Regions from separate parts of the Mus musculus genome. Here region 1 is linked to region 2. Evidence: chromatin contacts called from ENCODE Hi-C data. All regions are on one chromosome and are shown on one strand. Each heading gives the region's core, a stretch centred on a gene start or an enhancer-like site at or near the end of the contact. The rest is flanking DNA. Distances are from core to core; before and after follow the strand shown.

Evidence for each region. Hi-C counts contacts between places; a loop is a spot of excess contacts on that map.
Region 1: a loop to region 2 is called in a map of adrenal gland, with 2.6 times the contacts of the local background. The contact joins the promoter of 1700016B01Rik here to the enhancer-like site in region 2. A Hi-C loop is called at or near these places in 2 of 37 maps with a recorded cell type or tissue (T-helper 17 cell and adrenal gland).

Annotation. Positions count from the first base shown.
Region 1 is chr5:112,152,607-112,159,027 of GRCm38, forward strand. 1700016B01Rik (RIKEN cDNA 1700016B01 gene) reads left to right here and starts at 3,621. Exons shown (of 2, transcript NR_166436.1): 1 at 3,621-3,748.
Region 2 is chr5:111,721,893-111,727,574 of GRCm38, forward strand. No RefSeq gene overlaps it. Among named protein-coding and RNA genes, the nearest start is that of Gm36481, 17 kb to the left of the region's middle. Within about 2 kb of position 3,804, at least 1 of the 3 ENCODE cell types and tissues checked has a DNase peak (open chromatin) inside an H3K27ac peak, as active enhancers do.

The sequences.
Region 1 (6,421 bases), core at 2,371-4,870, 430 kb after region 2:
GAAGCCATCCACAGAGGAACCCAAACTCGGGACCTCCATGCATTGGACTATTACTTGGCCCTTAAAAGGGAATAAAGAGTTTGGGGTGTATTATGGAATGGATGCACCCTTGGAACACAATGCCAAACAGGAACAAGCCAGACCAGGAAGACCCCACACTACTGGCTTCCACTGTGTGAGATGACCAGGGATACACAGATCCATGGGACAGAAAGCCAACAGGCAGTTTGGGCAGAAAGGAGAGGCACAGAGATAGACAGACAGACAGAGAGAAAGAGGAGAGACAGAGGGGAAAGGGGAGAGGGAAAGAGAGAAGAGAGAGAAGGAGAGAGAGAGAGAGGGAGAGAGAAGGAGGAAGAGGGAGACAGAGAGAGAGAGAGAAGGAGGGAGAGGGAGACAGAGAGAGGGGGGGGAGAGAGAGAGAGGGAGGGCAGAGGGAGAGAGGAAGTGACCACTAGGCAGGAGCAGGTGCCTTTGGGTGTATCCTCCAGTGAGACTATTGAGCAGTTCTGACCATGACTTACTTGTTCACAGGTATGGGGGACAGAAGTGTACACAGGAGCGCGCGCGCGCGCGCGCGCGCGCGTGTGTGTGTGTGTGTGTGTGTGTGTGTGTGTAGTCCCTCACACATGCCCACCTTGTTTACTGAGGCAGGGTTGGGATGGGAGGAAGGTGTCTTTGGTGAAGGTGGATAGCGGATAGCATCTCTCAGTGGCACCTCTGAAGGACCAGCACACCCAGGTGTGTGGCAGGGATCGAACTCAGGCTTTGGCTTCTATAGCAAGCATTTAACCATGGGTGTCTTCTCCCAGCCCCTAAATGTAATGTTAAACAGGAGCGTTTTATGGTGTGGGGCGACATTCAAACATCAATAAACTGGGAGCGTTTGTCTTGTTTCTTTTCTTTTTCTTTCTTTCTTTTTTTAAGGCAGCCCAGGCAAGCTGCAGGGCGTCGCAACTTTGAAACAAACCCTTACAAGCATCAAGTTCCTCTTTAAAATAGACTAAGCCACATGTCCTGTGGCTGGGGCCCAGCCAGCACACAGTAGGTGCTCACCTGTGAGAGGTTCCTCTCATGCTGGGCTGTGTGGCCCAGGAAAGCCAGGCACACACAGCCCCGGACCGACTGGGCAGGGAGCCGCTCACAGCTGGGTGACATAATTTAGATGGATGTCTCCGGCCATGCGTCGGGCAGGGAGCGGGCGGCCCGGGAAGAGGCCGTGGAGGAGCCCATTACCGTACACGTGTTAACAGCGCATCCTTTGTACCGACAGCGCGGGCGGGCGGGCGCGGGCCGAGGCCGCTCCCCGCATTGTCTGCGCCGCGGCCGGTGATGGATGGGCCAGCCCGTCTTGCCCGGGTATCGCGGGCCGACAGCGACACCGCGTGGCCATCATGGGAACTGCAGTCCAAGGGCGTGTGCGCAGAGAGCCAGCACCAGGCTTGCGTATTGCATTTAGCACGTTAAGGGGACCCACAGGCACATGACTTTTATTACCAAACATAAAGCGGGTACAATAAGGTTCAAGTCCTGCCTCCGAGGAATAATAGAGTGGCGTTCAGTAGGAGCCCAGCCCCACATGCGCCAGGCTCTGAGTCCCATCCCCAGCGCCCCCAAATTGAAAATTAAATTGTTATAAGTTGTTTGGTCGGAGTCTGTAGCATGGCTACTTTGCAGAGGTTCTATTCGGTTCCCTGCACCCACACGATGGCTCACAACTGCCTGTGACCCCAGTACCAAGGATCCCACACTTCTTCAGACCTCCATGGGCTTCTGACACACACATGGCTCGCAGACATATTACTCAGGCACACATGCAAGGAATATTTTTAGTTTTAAAAATATAAAAGTCTTTGCTGTGTGCTGGCACTGATCTGCAATCCCAGAACTTAGAAGCAGAAGCGTGCCTACCACAGATGTAGAGCAGGACCCTGTCTCAAAAGTGGTAAAGCAACCGGCTAGGTGAGGTGGCCAAAAGCAATCAGAGAATACTTTTTTAGTACAAATACATCCCCAACTCCAGAACATCTAACTCTCCTTATGAAAACTAACCTTGCATTGGCTTCTCACAGGGCTTTGCTGGGTGTTGTGTGTGTAAGTCTTGCACTGGGGTGAGTTTGGTCCCCACCCAGTCACCAATCTGCTCCCAAGACCATGGAGAAGCCTGATGCTTTGGGTGGCCAGAATCCAGGAGGCAGCCTAGGGCAGCCAGCCTCGTGAAGGTCCGATGAGTTCCAGTTCCTGAGTTGTTCTGGATACAAAACAGCCCTGCAAGGCTGCCGCCCCTGCCTCAGCACCAAAGCAGCCCTGGCAGCCAGGAATGAGGCACTCAAATCCATATACAGGGAGGGTGCGGCAGGGAGACAGGACAAGGGCACCCTAGACTTGACCTCAGTCTCTTCACATGCCAGAAAGTGACTCATGACCAATAATGAAGACCCTTCGGCAGCCAAGCTCCCAGAACAACCACCTTGGTCCTTAGAAATTCCAGATCTGTGTGACTCTGGAAGCTTTCTGTGCTGCTAGAGTCCTCAAAGAGGAGAAGCCTTGATGTAAAAATACCGCCATAAGCCTATGGGCAGTTTTCTTGATTAGTGATTGATGGGGGCCCGCCCATTGTGGGTGGAGCCAGTTCATTGTGGGTGTGGTCAGCCCATTATGGGTGTGGCAATCCCGTTGTTGGTGGAGCCATCCTTGGGCTGGTGGCCCTGAGTTCTATAAGAAGGCAGGCTGAGGGCTGGTGAGATGGCTCAGTGGGTAAGAGCACCCGACTGCTCTTCCAAAGGTCCGAAGTTCAAGTCCCAGCAACCACATGGTGGCTCACAACCACCCGTGATAAGATCTGACTCCCTCTTCCGGAGTGTCTGAAGACAGCTACATATAATAAATAAATAAATAAATAAATCTTTAAAAAAAAAAAAAAAAAAGGCAGGCTGAGCAAGCCATGGTGAGGAAGCCAGTAAGCAGCACCCTCCATGGCCTCTGCATCAGCTCCTGCCTCCAGGTTCCTTCCCTGCTTGAGTTCCTTTCCCGACTTTCTTTGGTGATGGGCTGTGGTGTGGAAGTGTGAGCAGAATTAACCCTTTCCTCCCCATGCTGGTTGTGGTGTCTCATCACAACAACAGTGACTCTAAGATGCTGACCAAGGAGGTGACTAAATCCAAGCAGTAAGAACCAATCAAATGAGAAACAAGTGCTCAGAAGGGCCTTCTGTCACGCCCCATAATGTGCTTGTCTCTCCCAAATCACCCTACAAAGAATTACCCCTACTTCACAGGAGAAAAACTTGAAATTCAGAGAGGGCAAGTCATCGACCCAAGGTCACACAGTGAGTTAGATGTCTAAACTCAAACTCAGCTCTCTAGATGTCCTTAAAATGCAAGGAATTGTCCTAGAAATGACAAGTTCCAGAGAAGGTAAGACACCCACACAGACTAGCCTCTGTTTTGCACCTTAAAAGTAGGTGTCCCCTCCAGCAACCCCTCTCTCTCCACAGCCCTCCCCCACCCCCAGTACCTCCACTCTCCAGAACAGAGATGGTTGCCAAGGAAACAACATTACCAAATAAGCCCCCATTGTCTGGGGCCCTGAGAGGAAATTCATAAGCCCAACCCCTGCTCATTGACCCCTGGTGACCCCAAGGGAGACACCAACCCTCTCTCCGAGCCCCTCCCCAACCCAGCTCAGCTCAACAAAGTGCACCCCAGAGGGGGCCACAGCCAAGACAGAGCTCCCTGAAATGGCCCAGGTAACTACTAGCCTAGGTTCCAGATGCTTACCTTAGTGGTACCAGCACTTATGGCTTTGTAGGTATGTCCTACTGTGTGCTTAAGGATGCCTCCTACTGTGTGCTCATAAAGAGCTCCTTCTGTATGCAAGTGTGTGAATGTGTGTGGCAGGCAGAGGTCAGCCTTAGAGGTAAGCTAAGCTGGCCAGTGAACCCTAGCATCTGCCTGCCTCTGACTCCCTGGCTCTGGGATGGCACATTCACCCACATCTGTCTTTCATGTGAGTTCTGGGGGCCAAGCTCTGGGCCTCAGTCCTGCTGAGAGAAGCTTAAGTAGTGAGGTGTTTCCCTAGCCCCTTCTATGCCAAGACACTGTGGAAGTGAGTCTGGGGATGCAGCAAGCAAGGCTGTCACTCGAGCCAACCCTTAGAATCCAATCGAGGTACACAAGAAGGGAGGGCTGGAGGCATAGTAGGGAGAGGAACTCTTTCTCTGAGACAGAACTGGGCCCAAGGTGGTCAACAGGGCCCCATGCTTAAGCAGCTCGGCCAGCTTCAGAAAGCCCACCTCCGTGACTGCACATTTTCATCCTTGATGCCTGGTGAGGTGAGGTACCACCCATCACCTGGTGCCCTTGAACATGGATCAAGGGAACAGTAAGGAGGGCCCAAAGAGCTTGGGTTGCCCTTGCTGAAACTTCAAGGCTGCCTATTACTGCAGCAGACCCTGCCTTGTGCTGACTGTTGCACCCAGCATAGACACAGATGCGCAGGATGGAACTCATTGGCAAGAATAAGTCTAAGTTCCATCTCCAAGCCAATTGCTGTGGCAAAGGAAGGAAGGAGTGATCTGATTGGCACTGGCTTAGTGCAGGGGACACCTTCCTCCAGATGTGGGGGAGGACATGGCAGAGGGAAGGCACAGTGTGACCAGAAAGGAAACAGCTGACATTAAGGCAGAGCAACAAGTTTTCACTCTGAAAACCTTGCAGCCTGACACAGACCAGAGTGTGAGGGCCATCCTGCAGCCAAGGGCCTTTCAGGAAGTCCTCTGACTCGGGCACAGGCAGCTGGATTTACACAGGAGGATGGCAGAAACCAGGGCAAAGAAAGACTGTCAGCAGGCCCCTGGCTCTCTCGCCTGCTTAGAGCAAAGGTGAAGGGCAGGGGTTGGGGGCAGGGACAGGCCTGGAGCTTTGTCCCAGAACTTATGGCTTTTCCCCATCAGTACTTTCCAGAAAGAAAGAAAGAGGGAAAGAAAGAAAGAAAGAAAGAAAGAAAGAAAGAAAGAAAGAAAGAAAGAAAGAAAGAAAGAAAGAAAGAGAGAGAAGATGGAGGGAAGGAGAGAAGGAAGGAGGGAAGGAGGGAAGGGAGGGAGAGGAAGGAGGGAGGGAGGAAGGAAGGGAGGGAGGGAGGAAGGAAGGAAGGAAGGATGGAAGGAAGGAAGAGGGAGGGAGGAGAGAGAGAGGATGGAGGGAAGGAGAGAAGGAAGGAGGGAGGGAGGGAGGAAGGAAGGAAGAAAGGAAGGGAGGGAGGGAGGGAGGGAGGAAGGAAGAGGGAGGGAGGGAGAGAGAGAGAGAGAGAGAATGAATCTGTGCTGGCTGAGTCCCTCAGTTCCTGCATGGCCAGGTACTGAGCCATGTTTCCAAGAACATTCTGGCATTTCTCCTCTATGTAAGTCACAAGAGGGACCAAGAGGCAGAGAGCTAACTAACTCCATGACGCGTACATGGCCACCAACAGCCTCAGAACTCAAAAGCAAGTGGGTCCCCAGGCTAGCCTTAAAATCAAGATCGCCCCGCCTCTGCCTGGGAGTTCTGGGGGCTACCATACATGAGCAGCTTGACCTCTCGATTTTCAAATGTCCATCCACGGTCTATCTTAAAGGCCTACAGGCATGGAAATGCACACAGGCACAATGATGTGCATCTATAAACTCATCACCTAGAAGGTTGGGGGGGGGGGCACCTGTGCCTGAGAGTTCAAGGCCTGCCTGGGCAACATAGTGAGATGCTGTCTCAAAAGAAAAGGGGAAAAAGAGAAATGAGAACAAGGGAGGAAGGGAGAGAGGAATCGAGGGAGAGAGGGAGGGGAGGAGGAAGGGGGGAGAATTAATGGGGGAGGGAGGGGGAGGGAGGGAAGGAACTGGGGAAAAGAAGCTGAATACCCCTAAGGGCAGGTAGAGACCAAGGAAAACAGTTGCTGGAACCCGATAGCTCAGTGCCCCAGTGGTGTTAGCTGTGGTCTTCCAGCACCTCTCCCTCTTTGCTCAGGGAGGAGTTATTACATGCCATGTGTGCTAAATGGCATCTGAGGGTGAATGGCTGCAAATGTCCTTTCCCTGTCTCAAAAAATCCTCTCCAATCAGGCGCTCACAAGAAGGTCCTGATAGTGGGAGATCCCTATCAAAACTCAGCTTAGATGGGGGTCCCTTTGAAGCCCCAAAGTCTGCAACAAACCCCACCTCAGAAAAAGCCACACACCCTGACCCTGCCAAGTCCCCCTGGGACTCTCATCAACCAGCCCACCACTCTGCTCCCTCAATCCCTGCAGCACACCTCCTTCCTCACACTGCCAGGGCACAGACAGCCACAGGGCCTTTGCACTGCTCTTCCCTCTGCTTAGCAGCCCCATCTCATGTCCTCACCTGCTTTAGATCTCTGTGGTCCCAGAAACTGACCCCAGGATGTTCCAG
Region 2 (5,682 bases), core at 2,554-5,053:
TGTGTACGTCCGAACACTTGGCTGTGAACCAGCTGTATAACCTGAAGCAAGAGCCTTTCCACTCTGGTCTTCTGTTTTTCTGATTCAAAGACGGTTGGCTTCAAGGTTGACTCTGAGGGGTCCTATAACCCACGGCAACCAGTCTGTTGTTCGTAGAAGTTCATCATATCTATAGGATGTCCTGAAAAAGGATGTCATTGGTTGAACCCACCACCTTGTTCCCTCCTCCAAGCCTAAGCTTCTCTCTGCTATTGGTCCTCTGAAGAAGATTGAAATCATGTCCTCCAGGAAGCCTTCCTGGTGTTCTCTGTGAACCTATATAACCTTCATGCCTATTCACATGGCAGCCTGGTTTCATGGTGCCCTTGAGAAGCACAGGGGCTCCTCAGGCATGTTTACAGAGTTTACAGTATGAAGTCAAGAGAGACTCCCTGGGACTGGAGAGACAAGATGGCTCAGTGGTTATGAACCTTTGCTGCCCTTGCAGGTGGCCTGAGTTTGGTTCTCAGAACCAAGTCAGTGGCTCCAGTTTTAGGAGAAGCCTCTGAAAGCTTTGTTCTCATGTGCACACACACACACACACACACACACACACACACACACACACACACACTTAAAATAATAAAAATAAATCTTAAAAAGAGAAATTCTCTGAGTAGCTGAGACAATAAGGTCTGACCAGGACCTTGAGGCTCCCTTTGGGGCTGGAAGACTCATTAATAAAAGCATTTAAAAATGGGTCCCAGAAGGAAGTTCGAGGACAGTGTTATTAATGGTCTAAACAGGGTGGGTTAGCTGTAGAACTAGGCTGGCAGGGAGATTGGAGACAGTCATGTCCTTTAAGTGTCTGTCGGAGAAATAGCAAGAAAACCCATAGAGAAAGCAGGCGAAGGCTAGAGCCCAAGCAGATCAAGAATAGGAAAGGCTCAGAGGGTCTGAGCTCAGAGCATACCTAAGCTTAGGCTTGACCCCAGGACAAAGAGATGCACCAGACATGAAGCTGCAAACAGAGGGCTTACAGATAAAGGGGAAATGCTTCAGAGATGCAAGCTAGCCCATGAGCTGAGGATGGAGCCTAGGAAGCATGGGGTGAGGCATGGGGTGGGGTGGCTCTTTCAAGACCCTCACACACTACCTGCCCCTCTCCAGCTTGGAGCAAGAGCTTTCTTGAGCATGCTGTATTCCTTCCATGAACCCCTTGTGGGGAAGGGCTTCCAGGCATATCTGCAAAGGTTTCCTTCACGGTTAATCTTGGTGTGTTGTCACCTGTCCTGAACGAAGGGGCATATACAAGTGTTTAGAACCAGGGACCCAGATCAAATGACCTGCCTGCCTGTCAGTTTCTCTTAACAAATGTCTTTTTAAGAAGCAAAATGTTGAGCTGGGCGTGGTGGCACATGCCTTTAATCCCAGCCCTCGGGAGGCAGGTGGATTTCTGAGTTCGAGGCCAGCCTGGTCTACAAAGTGAGTTCCAGGACAGCCAGGGCTACACAGAGAAAACCTTGTCTCAAAAAACCAAAAAACAAAAAAAGAAGAAGCAAAATGTCTTTTCAGCAACCCAGCATGTTGTTGGGTTTCTTATTCATGTACTTCTTGCACTTTTGATTTTGTTTAAGAAGTCTGCCTCAATCTCGAGCTCTCTGAGAATCTTCTGTTTTCTTTAGGAGATTTGTATTCCTTGGGGTTGGGAGCGGCACCTCTTGTATTCAGCTCTGTCACCTGTGGTCATCGAGGAGCCAGACCACAGGTGGGTGTGTAGACACTGAGGGAGATGGGCAGCTCCCCTCACACAGGGCCATGGCAGTGAGTTCCAGTGAACCAAATATATCCCCTTTGCTCTCCTGCTCCTCCACAGAGATCATCAAGACCACCTTTGAGATGATCACCATTTTGAATTGCATAGAACAAGAAATAACCCATAGATTCTATCAAGATTTATAACCACCTCTTCCCTAACAGAGAAGGGAAAGGAAGGGGAGAGTGGTTAAGGTTGTGGGAGGGAGAACAGAACAGAGGACCCAATAGAAAACACGCAAACCATTAAACAAACAGACGCTTTAACAGGGAAGCCACACAAACAGGGAAAGCCATTAAATTAAAGTGAGGAATGTCCTAAGCTTTCAGGGAAGTGCTGATGGAGTACAGCAAGCTCCCACTGTGCGTTCTCTGGCATGGGTTCCCACTGTGTGTCCTCTGGCATAGGTTCCCACTGTGTGCCCCCTGGAGTGGCTAAAGCCAATAAACCTGACAGCACCAAATGTTGGCAAAGAAAACAGAGCAACCGGAACACAGCCGATAGATAGGAAAACTGGCAAAAGTAGTCATTTGTTAGAACCGAAGCAGAAATGTTTGGACCCTGAGTGATCCCCAGGGCTCATTCTTGGTATTCACCAAGAATGTGGGGAAGCCCCCACAGTCCCCAAATACATACAGCAGTACCCTGTGTCCAGTGTCCCCAGACTAAAGCAACCCTACTCACTGGAGAGTGGAGATGTCAAGAATGGCAGGTATTCCCGGTGAAATCAGTCATGTGGATGGATATACAAATGAGCATGTTTCTATAACAAGGGGGCCAACAATGGCACAGGAGTCTAAGGGAAAGAGTCAGAGCTTTGCCATCCAGTGGAAGACAAGCCCGTGGAAGTTTAGCCACAAGACATGGGATCCTTCCTAGGGTGCCGGTCATTTGTATTCATTTATGGGGGTGCTGGATGCACCGATGCTTCTACTATACAAAGAGGTGCCAGGCTGCTCACTCATAAAGGGCTCCTTTTCTCTCTGGCCAACAGAAGAAACACACAACAGAAAAAGAACCCCAACATTTAAATCCAAAAAAAAAAAAAAAAAAACTTGCTCGGCCTGGTTAAGGCTCAGAGTAATTGTCCCAGCTGCCACCCTGGGCCCTGTGCCCGCTGGGCCCTGCTGCCCCTTGCAGCTCCTCTGAGGAGCCTGCAGCCCTGAGAAGAAATCTCTTCCCCTTTCTCATTCTTCCCGTTCCCTTGGCCTGGGGCTATTGTACATATGCAAATGTGGAGATGCTAGCTGCCTAGGCAAACCCAGCTATTTATAGCCAGATAGCTGGCACACTCACAGCTCTACAGACTAGAAAGCCGAAGCACTCACACAGACACATGCACGCACGCACGCACATGCATGCATGCACGCACGCACGCACACTACACACAGTATATTTTTTCTTTCCCCAGGATATAAATTTCCCGTCCCATTGCAGTCTGGGCCGTCGCATGCAACATTGATTGTCTGTTATATTACATTTATTAAGAAGTGATAACTTGTAATAATTGGATGTTAAATTAAAGAACTCTCTCCTAGTTATTGCCGTCTCAATTATAACTGTCGCTGGCTGGCAGTTATAATGATATATGAGGGTTGTATTTTATGCAGCCGACCGTGACCTGGTGAGTAATATTCCCCCAGCTCTGAGGGCGTTCATGCACTCCTTCGCTCCTAATGCCTTGCTCGGGTGCTCATTGGAATATTAAGCGACTGCAAGGCTGAGGTGTCGAAATCCGTGCAGCCAGCCTGGCAACTAACAGCCCCTCCGGCACCCGGGTTCCTCCCGCCTTCCCTCCTGGGCCAGGGCCAGCTCATTTGGGCTTTGTTTTATGGTTATAGGAATCCAGTTTGTTTGGGAAGTTATAGTGGGTGAAGAGTGTGCTTTCTGTTTCCTTGAAGATGAAGAGTCTGCAGTGAGCTCCCGGGTGCAGCCCCGAGGAGGAGCAGGTTGGCCAGGCAGCACCTGGGCAGTGGGGTGAGGGGACTTGTGGAGGGTCTGGCTGTATCTATGCAGCCTTGGCAAGTCGGAGGCTCTGGGAGCTGAAGGCTATTTGAGGCTCTGAATGAGTCTGTTGCTCAGGGCTGCAGACCTCACATGATGAAAAGGACTGACTGCCAGGGGCCCGCGCGATTGTGTCCAGACCTCGAGGAGATGGCATTCGCTAAGGTTAGACAGGAGGTTGATCTGGGCACTCATATCCTCACTTCCTTGTCTCCTCTGCCCCGTTCATTTGAGCCAACAGAGGCCACTTTGTTGGAATTGGCCACACGACAACCAAGGGGGACTCTGGGAGGCTCCTAGGTCCCCCAGTCCTCAGGTCACATCCGTCAGCCGTCATTCTGCATTTGTGTCTTAAGGCTTTATAAGGAAATTCCTCAGCACAGGCAGGAATGTGTTTCCCGAATTTCTGGAACTCAAGGTTTAAAGGTGTGGATGGACCTTGCTCTCCTGAGACTTCTAAGGAGGGTGTCCTGGACTCTGTCATTTCTGGCAACACAAGTGTCTCTTGCCTGTTGGCCCAAGCTGCCTTTTCCTCTAATGACATCCACAAAGACCCTTTTTCTAAATAAAATCATATCCTCAGGTTCCCCAGCTGCTAGGTGTCTGGGGCTGGGGCTGGGGCTGGGGCTGGGACTGGGGCTGGGGCTGGGGCTGGGGCTGGGGCTGGGGCTGGGGCTGGGGCTGGGGCTGGGGCTGGGGCTGGGCTGGGGCTGGGGCTGGGGCTGGGGCTGGGGCTGGGGCTGGGCTGGGGCTGGGGCTGGGGCTGGGGCTGGGGCTGGGGCTGGGGCTGGGGCTGGGCCTGGGGCTGGGGTAGTCTTCATCCCACTAGAAGACCTTTGCTTCCCAAGGCCAAATGGGCAGGGAAGAGATCATTACTTGAGTCCCATTAGCTAGTCGTTTAGTAAGTGTCTATAAATATCCTCTGTCAGTGACAAACCAGACTCAGGCCCCACCATGTGTGCCCTGTGTCCCGAAAGACCTCATTCCATGGTAGAGAAACTGAAGCAGACAACAGGCACGTCTAGGAACCCCACCATTATTCTAAGCACACTCCCACTCCAGTCTACAAGATGCCAGCCCTGGTTTGGGACTTGGTTTTGTAAAACTTCCCTCTTGACACCACACTGGAGTCTCCCTGGGTTTGAGTCTTGGAGGTCCTAAGTTAGCTGGCCAGTCACATGGTAGGGATCCAGGAATGGTCAGGCCTCATAATTGGTCCTCTCACGTGGTGTTCCTTCCTGAGGAACAGTGGTTCCTCTCTCCCATCCCTTCTCCTCTCAGACTGGATGACTGACCTCCATCTCTGCTCTATTGGTCCATCTGAGTCCTCACAGGTTTGGGGCTGGAAGCTCTCGGAATGGTCTCTAAGCCTTGGGTCACAGTCCATGACCAACTGTCAGCTTATAGACTGAGCTGCCATTGCCTTCAGACTCAATGAGAGGGAAAGGACTATATCTAGCCCTCTGTAAATCCAGTTTCAGAGGATCCAATGCCCCTTTCTTGCCTTTTTGGGCACTGCACACACATGTACACATACATGTACATGTACATACAGGTACACATTAATACCTGTACACATACATGTAGGTAAAACACCCATACATATAAAATAAAAATAAATAAAATCTCAGAAAACCCAGACTTCATAAATATATACATGTGCACACACACATATATGTATATATATATGCATATATATACAGACACATATACACACATATATGTATATATACTCACATGCACACAGACATATATATGTGTATATATGCATATACACATATGTACATATATGCATACGCACACATATATATGCACTCATGCACACACATCTCACACAGTACAGATATACATATGCATACTTTATTTTTAAAGATAGAAGTATT